Linked DNA regions of Mus musculus: region 2 is linked to region 1. Evidence: chromatin loops called from intact Hi-C (ENCODE). Cell type or tissue: heart. All regions are shown on one strand. Each heading gives the region's core, and the rest is flanking DNA. Links, peaks and the distances in the headings are about the cores only.

Region 1 (4,384 bases), core at 324-4,323:
GGCCTCTGGAAAGTCTAGGTCATGCCCCCCTGCCTAACATAGATAGCCCAGACCCTCTCTTTGAAGAGAACAGCTGCTTGCCTCACAGACAACACTGAATGGCAGACTTCCCATTTGGCTCTCACTCTTTGTTTCAAGGTAGGAATTTCCGTGTAAGTTGACTGGAGTTAATCTTCTGAGCAATCTCTCTTGCAGGTTGGGGCAAGAATGATTATCTCTGCTTTAAAGATGATGAAATTGAGGAACAAAGAAGCAGCTGGCCATTCTTTAGCACCGCCCTGCCCTGCCAACTGGCAGGGCTCTAAGTGCCACAGATAACACAAACACTTTGCAAACATGCAATCACTGCCATGTCTACTAGGCCTACCAGAGATACTAGGCTGGATGGTACACCTGGCACTGTTAAAATTCCACACACTGCTACTTTTTCATAACTGTGCAAACTGGAAATAGGTTTACTAGACAATAGCACTTTTTAACAGGAAGAGGGACATTCTTTACCCCTGTGAGGGCTACAACAAAAACCTCGTGGCTCCCTTCCCTGCTTCCTGATGAGGGGGTTCCCCATGGCCCAGAGCCTGCCTCTTTCTCTTCTACTAGATATAGGCTGTGTGCTGAGCTCTACAACAGAGAAAGAAAAGTGGAGGTTGGTCAGGGTGTGCGGGATGACAACACAGACCAGAAGATATGTCCCTTTCTCTCTTGGTTCTCTCTGCTTCTGGTGAAGGGGCCCTCCAGTTGGGAAAAGTGGAATCCTATTGCTTTGAAGTGAGCCGGACTGACTGGCTTTTGACAATCACATGAACTATTTTCCTCAAACTCTGAGAAGCTGTGATAGCCAGAAGACTACCCCACAGCATCTGAGAATTCCTCTCTGACATGGGAGTGAGAACAACAGGACCCTAGGAATGCCAGCCCCTGCTGGGTCCTGGTGGCTGGATGGCTGTCAGTGCCATCCACTGGGCTTATGGAGGCTTCACCGGGGCCTTGTTCAGAGAAGGGGATAAGACTGACAATGGAAGTGTAGGAAGTCTGAGGCTGGTTGCATTTCCGCAGGTTTGAAGACCTACAGTTGGTCATTTTGCTCAAAAACAACCAAAGGTCTTCATATTGACTTGTCAAGTCTTAAGTCCTGACTGAGAATCAAATGGGAACACAGGGGTGGCTTCTTCAGAGTCCAGTCTTCAGGTAACTCAGTCTCCCTTCTGAGACAATGATGTTAAACCACGTTAACCCTTCTCCTTGTGCTGTATACCCAAGGCCGTGCCAGCTAAGTCCTAGGCACCCTGAGATCTCCTACGGAGCCTAAAGAAACAACTGGAGCCTTCTCTCTCACCCCCAGGACCCCAAGACAACGCTCGGGGATGCGGTTTGGGCGTAGTCAGTTGTCTTAGGCTGCTCTGGCGATTCCAATATGCAGGCAAGTTTGCCAACCCAAGATGACAAAGTCCCCTCCCAGTCCCTTCCCTGGCTCATCCGTTCTACAGAGGAAAAGTGGGCTGCTCTTTATAGTCGGAAAAAGACAGCAATAAAACAGCTTTAAACCCTTTTATTAAACTGGCTACAGTGTAAACATGGTTAAACTGTTCCCTCTGTGGGCCGGGAATAGGCCTGCCGCAAACCCAGGCGGGTCGGACGCCAAGAGGAACCCGAGTCCCTGCTCAGTGAAGCGGCCACTACCGCGCTAGGTCCCGGGCAACACAGCCCCGGCTTCCGCATCCTGCGGGCCCCGGGTCCCGGCCGCACCGGCCCGGACAGCGGCACCGTGGCAGCGCGGCAGGGCCTGGCGCTCCGGGCCTGCACCAGGCCCGCTCCGCCGTTCGCCCGGGGCCCCGGCAGCCGCGAGGCTCCCCGAGGCCCGGCCCCGCCCCGCCCCCACGGCAGCGGCGCGGCCATGGCGCCCGCGGGCGCTGCACCCACCTGCATGGGCGGCATTCCCTCGGCCATTTCCGCGCGTAGCGCCGGCTCCTGGTGGCAGACCTCCTCCGGGGGCAGAGCCTGGGCCCAGCTCCAGCTCCCGCTGTCCAGCCCCAAACCCTGGATGCCCAGCTGCTGAGGCTGCGGCCGTGTTGACACAAACTGCATCCTGGGAGTGCTGTTCCCCGCTCGGGCCGGCCAGGGAGAAGAAGAACGTTTTCCAGGCGCCTTCCCCCTTGCCGGGGCCGGACAGCTCCATCTACAGCCCGTAGGAGCAAACAGTCCCCTTCGGTGGCGCTCCCCGCCCTTCGCAGCCGGCGCGCCAGCCAATGGCCTCGGAGCTCCTGCCCGCCTGCAGGGCTGGACGGGGGCCACTCCAGGCTGGGGGCCACCGCCTCCCCCAAAGAAATCTGACGGCGACCGCCGGCCTCTAGGTCTGGCTGGGGTGGTCGATCTTCACGTCCCAAGCTGCGGCCTGGACAGTGGGGCTTGCTTTCTGTTACTTCTAGGAATGCATTGGACATCCCAGGAGAAAATGGTGCCTCACCCTTGTAAAAATTTTACCCAAATATTTTCTGAACACCTACTATGTGTCAGCTTTTGCTTAGGCATAAGGTGGGGTTTTTTTGTTTGTTTGGTTTTTTTTTTGTTGTTGTTGTTGGTTGGTTGGTTTTTTTGTGGTTTGCATACTCTTCTTCGGTTTAAATTGCAACATTGCCACTGGCTGTGATTTTTTTTTTTTTTAACATTTACTGTCTCTGAACCTCCTATGTTCTATATAAATAGGGTGGGGTGTTATGTTTGTCTTATTTTAATGTTGAAAAATTAGGAACTAATGCCTGGCACATAGTAGGCTCCCAGATACTTTTGCTAGATGTGGTGTGCACACTTTTTATTCCTAGCACTTGAGAGGTAGAGGTAGGTGGAGTTTAGGGCCAGCCTGGTCTCCATAATTAGTTCCAGGCCAGTCTAAAAAAAAAAAAAAGTAATTACCCATCAAAGATAAATCCCTGTAGGTTATCTGTAGCATATTGTCCACTTTGTCTTCCTAAATGGCCAGTCCTTATCTTGTCTGGACTGAGCTCTCTAAGGCTTATCACCTTGTGGAAAGTCAGACCTGGTGGAAGCCATGAGTTCTACTACACTTAAACTTGAGAACAATATGAAGCTACGGGGAAGGGTGGGGTGCCAGAGGGGCTATCTTCAGAAGGACAGTTATCGAGTGCTTTATTAGGTATGCTTCCAGGATATATGAATGAGTATTTCATAGACTCATATTATCCTCTATGAAGGTTATGCTCCAGAAGTCAGTGATTTTTTTTCCGTTTCCTGGTTACAAGTTGTGCATGCATGCAAGTGCATATATCTCACTGTAAACATCACGTCCACTATTAGTAGAGGAACCGAGTAAGCCCAGCCTGGGAAGCTCCAGGCAAATGCTTTTCTACTGGCAACCCACATCTGAGAAGACATTTTCTGACCTATGGGATATCAACTCTATATTCTCTTTTCTAGAAATGAGAAACAGAGGACTAAGTTAGTCCCAAGTGTTTAAGCTATGTCCTCAGGATAAAATGATTACTATGTCCCTCCTTAAGTATGTAGTGAGTCATATCAATGTTCCTTTTTACACAGAAAGACAACAACACAGTGTGTCTAATCCAGTTTCCTCGCAGGTAGACTTTCACACAGCCATTCACACTTTTACTGTGTAGCAGAGATTAGGCTTAGGCTGGGGGTCTAGTTCACAGTATTGTATGAACAAAAAAACCAAAAAACAAAAAACAAAAAAAACTCAACTTAAACTGGGCGATGGTGGCGCACGCCTTTAATCCTAGCACTTGGGAGGCAGAGTCAGGAGGATTTCTGAGTTCAAGACCAGCCTGGTCTACAAAGTGAGTTCCAGGACAGCCAGGGTATACAGAGAAACCCTGTCTCAAAAAACAAACAAACAAACAAAAAAACAACAAAAATTTCAACTTAAGCAGGCTCAAATGCACATTTTCACCATATTAGCATTATTTTATAACCACTAAGCCTACCAACTACAGGGCATAGAAACCTATACAAGCAGAAGGGTATGGGGTGGCTAAGGTATACTTCTGGAAGAAAAAAAAGGGCATAATGTGGGTGCTGCTGGTGCTACATTGGTTATGGTCCCTATATCAGGTGCTCCAATGACCAAGGGACTGAGGAGGCTGAGATACTCAGTCACTGGCTATGAGCTCCCTGAGGAGCAAAATGGACAACTGGTTAAACTATCATAGCTAATGTACACTCTTTACAAGAGATAGATTCAGGCCTGGCCCTTGACCTGTCAGGTGGCATTGACTGTTTTCCATTGTCTCTCCTAAAACTTCTACAGCTTGTGCTCTGGACAGTGTATTTGAAATGATGGCTGCAGGAGAGGACAAGAGAGGGGTCTCATACATTTCAAAACATTTATCTACCTTTTCTCAAATCTCTC
Region 2 (4,384 bases), core at 239-4,238, 170 kb before region 1:
GACTTAGCAACAAAAATAATTTTATGGTTGGTGGTCACCATAATAATATGAGGAAATCTATTAAATGATCAGACTGTTGAGAGAGAGAGAGAGAGAGAGAGAGAGAGAGAGAGAGAGAGATTTGAATATCCATAAGAAGTAGAAGATGGCAGGTAGTGGTGGCACATGCCGGTAGGATTTGCTGAAGGAGGCAAAGGCAGTTCGAGGCCAGCCTGGGATATACATTTTAAGCCGGGCATGGTGGTGCACGCCTTTAATCCCAGCACTCGGGAGGCAGAGGCAGGAGGATTTCTGAGTTCAAGGCCAGCCTGGTCTACAAAGTGAGTTCCAGGACAGCCAGGGCTATACAGAGAAACCCTGTCTCGGAAAAAGCACACCGTGGCTATGGTTTATTGGAAGGGCTGGGGTGCTCAGTAGTGAAGTGCTTGCCTAGCATGCCTGACGCCTTAACCAAGAGGATCTTGGGTAATCCAAACACTAAGAAATGGTAACAGTTTGAACTAATGAATAAGCCAGTTGTCCTTACCTATGCTGTATAGACATACTGAAATGTTGACATGCCATACTGTACTTCACTAAGAGCTCAATCCCAGGAATTCACATGTTGAAAGGGGAGAACCTTGAAGTTGCCCTCCGATCTCTACAGGCGCTCATAGCGTATGGATGACCACACCCCACCCCCACAACTCACACATAAATAAGTAAATAAATACATGTAAATAAATTAAAAAAAAGGGCTGGGGCTGTAGCTCAGTGGTACAGCTGTACTCTAGCATGCAAGAAGCCCTAGTTCAATTCCCAGTCTCAGTAATGCATTAAGTAAATAATAACTGCAACTGCATCAGTTGTTACAGTAAATGTTTGGTGGTTAGCCGGGTGTGGTGGCACACGCCTTTAATCCCAGCATTCAGGAGGCAGAGGCAGGTGGATTTCTGAGTTCGAGGCCAGCCTGGTCTACAAAGTGAGCTCCAAGACAACCAGGGCAATACAGAGAAACCCTGTCTCGAAAAACAAAAAAACAAAACAAAACAAAACAAACACCCCCCCCCACAGAAAAAATGTTTGGTGGGTGATAGGATTAATAACCAGAGTGTGTTTTTTATAAAACACTATAAACCAATGGAAGAAAAGCTATCCAACAGCGCAGGTACAGACTATGAAGAGAGCCTTGCAGGGTAAGAAAACTAACATTACTGCAGCAGATTTTAAAAAGCAATCAACTTCTTTAATGATGGCAACATAAATATATGTCAATAAGAATAAGGAGTTGCATTTCTCAACTTTTTGACAAACTTTCTAAGTCCCTTACCAGGAAATGTTGGCCAGGACATGAAAACAGGAAGTTATGCATGGTGGTAGGGTATGTGGGCACCGTCTCTGCTGAGCAGTTAAAGCCTGGGAAAGTTGAAGATACTCTATTCTAGAGCTGGTGAACAGCACAATGCGCTATGTATGTCTGTGATGTATATGTGGCATCCTGGCAGCAGGTTTGGATTCATTTCCCCCGAAGGATAATGAAATACTATATAGGGGTTAGAATGAATAGACCAGGTAGATAGACTTGTTTACACATACTGTATCCACCCAGATAACAAAAAGTTGCAACAGGATATGGGCTGAATAAATACAACTTATGTAAAACTTCAAGAATAGGAAAGCCAGTAGTGTGCACTGCCTGTGTATGCACACATGATACGCAATTCATAGACATATTGGGGGGGAGCACGTGACACTTCACGAATAAATGAGATGTCCTTGGCCTGGTGGTCTCCGTTTTTTTACTGAGAGCTTCATATTGCCCGGTTGCCTTCTAAGACAAGCTCCAACCCAGACACCCCCGGGGTTCTATGAAGTGAAAAAATTATTCTGGCTTTTCCTCTAGGTTCCAGTTGGGGTTCATTCATCCCTAACTGTAACCAGGACACCTGCTCAGACTTATTTTTCTTTTTTCATTCCATTCCCAAATCTTGGCAGCTCCTGCAAATTCAGTAAACGTGCGATTCACTGAACCTGTCCAGGAAAGAGGGTTCTCTCTCATGGTTGGAAAGAGTACAAGGGGGCGAAAACTGCAACTTGGGATCAGCAAGCCACTCCCGGCTCGGCCTCAGTTTCCTCCTAAGTAGCCCGTCTAGCCCCTTCCAACCCGTGCCCTCAAAGATTCCAGGAATTCTGTCCTTTCTGGCCGAAAACAACACTGAGGCTTTTCACAAAGCACTCCCACCCCCACCCCTCGCTCCCCTTGGATCCACAGCCCGCGTCCCTGGAACCCGGGCTGCACTGCGCTGGTCACATGAACTCCGGCTTTCTGTGGTGTGACGGCTCTCTCCGATCCCTTTGTGAGCGCAGGTTTTGAAAGCCAACGACCGGGTTCTGGGTTTGAGACGCGCAGGCGGCCGCGGGCGGAAGGCTGTCGGAGCCCATCGGCCCGCCTCCAGACCCAGCGCGCCGCGCGCCCGGGATTCCGCTCCGCCGCCTCCGCCGCCGCCGCTGCCCGCCGCTGCCCGCCGCGGCCTGGCCCGAGGGCGCCGGGCCGCCAAGACGCCAGGTGAGCCGCGAGGGACCGGGAGCCGCGACGGGCTCAGGGCGTGTCCGGCGCCGAGGCGGCCCGCGCCTCACTGTTCGCTCCTACCGGCTGTAGATGGAGCTGTCTGGGTTCCGGCCGCCTCCGACGAGCCTCCGAGCGCTCCTCTTGAAACGCCTGAGAGGGACATGCCTCCCAGGATGCAGTTTGTAGCAACATGGCAGCTGCGGTGCAGCTCCCCTGCTGAAGAGGCGCCGGGACGGCCGCGCAGCTCGCAGCCGGGACCCGGGCCGCAGCCGGGGTCGCAGCGTCGGCCGCTCGGGGCGGGCGAGCGCGCCGGGGGCGGCCGCAGAGCGCTGGGGCCCAGCTCGCCGCCCGGGCGCAGCCCGCACAGCCGCGCTCCGACGCCGCCACCGCCGCCACCGCCGCCCGCGCCCGCCCGCCGAGCACAGCCCCGAGCAGGCCGGGGCCCGACGGCCGCGCAGCCCCGGCGGGTGAGGCCAGGCCGCGCCGCACTGCCAGCCCGCCCACGGCGCCGGGCCTGCGTGGGGCTGCGCGCGGCGGCGGCGGCGGCGGCGGGGACTCGCACGGCGCGGGCCGGGCGGCGCGGGGCCATGGCCGAGGCGGCCCCGGCTCGGGGGAGGGCAGCCCGCGCGCGCACGGACGCGCGGCCTCGGGGCCCCGGGGACAGCCTGCGTGCTCCGGGCTCGGTGGCCCGGCCTGGGGTCTCGGTAAGGGCCGGGCGCGGCGACGTTAGCGGGGAGGGGGCGCCCTGGCGGGCTCGCGCGCCCCCTGGGGGGGAGGACGGCCGGGGCGGGCGGGAGCGGCGGCCGTCCGTGCGAGGCTGCGCGGCCGCACGGCTCCCGGACACGCGGCCCGAGGTGGGGCGCGGGCGGCGCGCTCGCTCCCTGGCTGCGGAGCCGGCGCTGCGTCCGTCGGGGTGGCCAGCGGCACGTTTTCCGCAGAGCTCGGCCCCGCGGAACGGCTCCCGGCCTGGGCGCGGTGCTGACGCGGCTCTCCCATTTCGCAGAGCGGAGACACTGAGGCACGGACACCCGGCGGCGACCTGCCCTGCCTGCCCCAAGGTCACGTAGCGAGTCGGCCCGGGCTAGGTGCCCGCAGTCCCGTAGAGGCCTGCCCAGCGTGCCGCGGGCCTGGACGGGGAGGGGTGGCGCTGGCGGCGGCTTCGCCAGGGTGGGCGGCCTGGGCTAGCCGAGCACTGGCTGCGGCCCGTCGGGGGAGGAGGGGAAGGCCGGGCAGCGCCCAGCCCAGCGACTCCGGTGTGGGGAGCAGTGTGATCCATAGCCTCTGCGTCAGGAGCACCCCGAGTCAAACTTGGGGTACGGATAAATGGGGTCTGGCGAATGAGAGCCTAAGAGGTTGATGTTCTTCCGAGGGCCATTCAATAATTAAACGCCCTCCCACCCAACGTGCTCTCTGAGGCACCCTGGCTGTGCTAGGCGGGTTTGCTGCATGGGAGTCCGTGCCTTTGAACCTGTTTCCATGTATACTGGAAGAGATAGGATAGATGGCTTCCTAAAAACCTCGCAGTTCTTAAAATAACAATAACAAAACACCTGGGAAATAAAATGAAGATTTTTTTTTAAACATTCTTACCTCTGGGCTTAGGTCTTCATGGCATGTAATTCTGAGTGAACCATCCTGGGTCATGTAAGAAAATGGCACAGCTTTTGTAAAAAGTCAGATGTGTGTCGTTATGCATGTTTCTAGTATGTTGGCATGGATCCTGGAGCCCCTAATCATTTACCACACAAGGGTGGGGAGGAAAGAGAGACAGGTAGAAGCTGTGAAATGTGGCGCAGAGGAATTCTAACGTTCCTCTCCTGCTAGCAGGTAGCAGCT

Evidence for each region. A loop is a pair of places that touch in the nucleus more often than their neighbours do. Peaks named below come from ENCODE experiments on the same cell type or tissue, not always from the same donor. Only the 100,000 strongest peaks of a DNase experiment are listed, where the experiment ranks them.
Region 2: it touches region 1 in a loop (2.9-fold over the local background); 1 of 42 quality-filtered maps calls a loop at or near these places.

The regions. Positions count from the first base shown.
Region 1 is chr6:47,875,373-47,879,756 of GRCm38, reverse strand. It overlaps Zfp282 (zinc finger protein 282), which reads right to left and starts at 2,202. Exons shown (of 8, transcript NM_146175.3): 1 at 1,921-2,202. The coding sequence starts at 2,085. In heart, for the core only: a CTCF peak has its summit at 2,173; a DNase peak (open chromatin) is centred at 2,176; H3K4me3 peaks cover 2,292 bases; H3K27ac peaks cover 1,714 bases.
Region 2 is chr6:48,046,854-48,051,237 of GRCm38, reverse strand. Zfp777 (zinc finger protein 777) reads left to right here and starts at 3,124. Exons shown (of 6, transcript NM_001081382.1): 1 at 3,124-3,252. The coding sequence starts at 3,136. In heart, for the core only: a CTCF peak has its summit at 2,650; DNase peaks (open chromatin) are centred at 2,677 and 3,327; H3K4me3 peaks cover 2,612 bases; H3K27ac peaks cover 2,181 bases; H3K27me3 peaks cover 364 bases.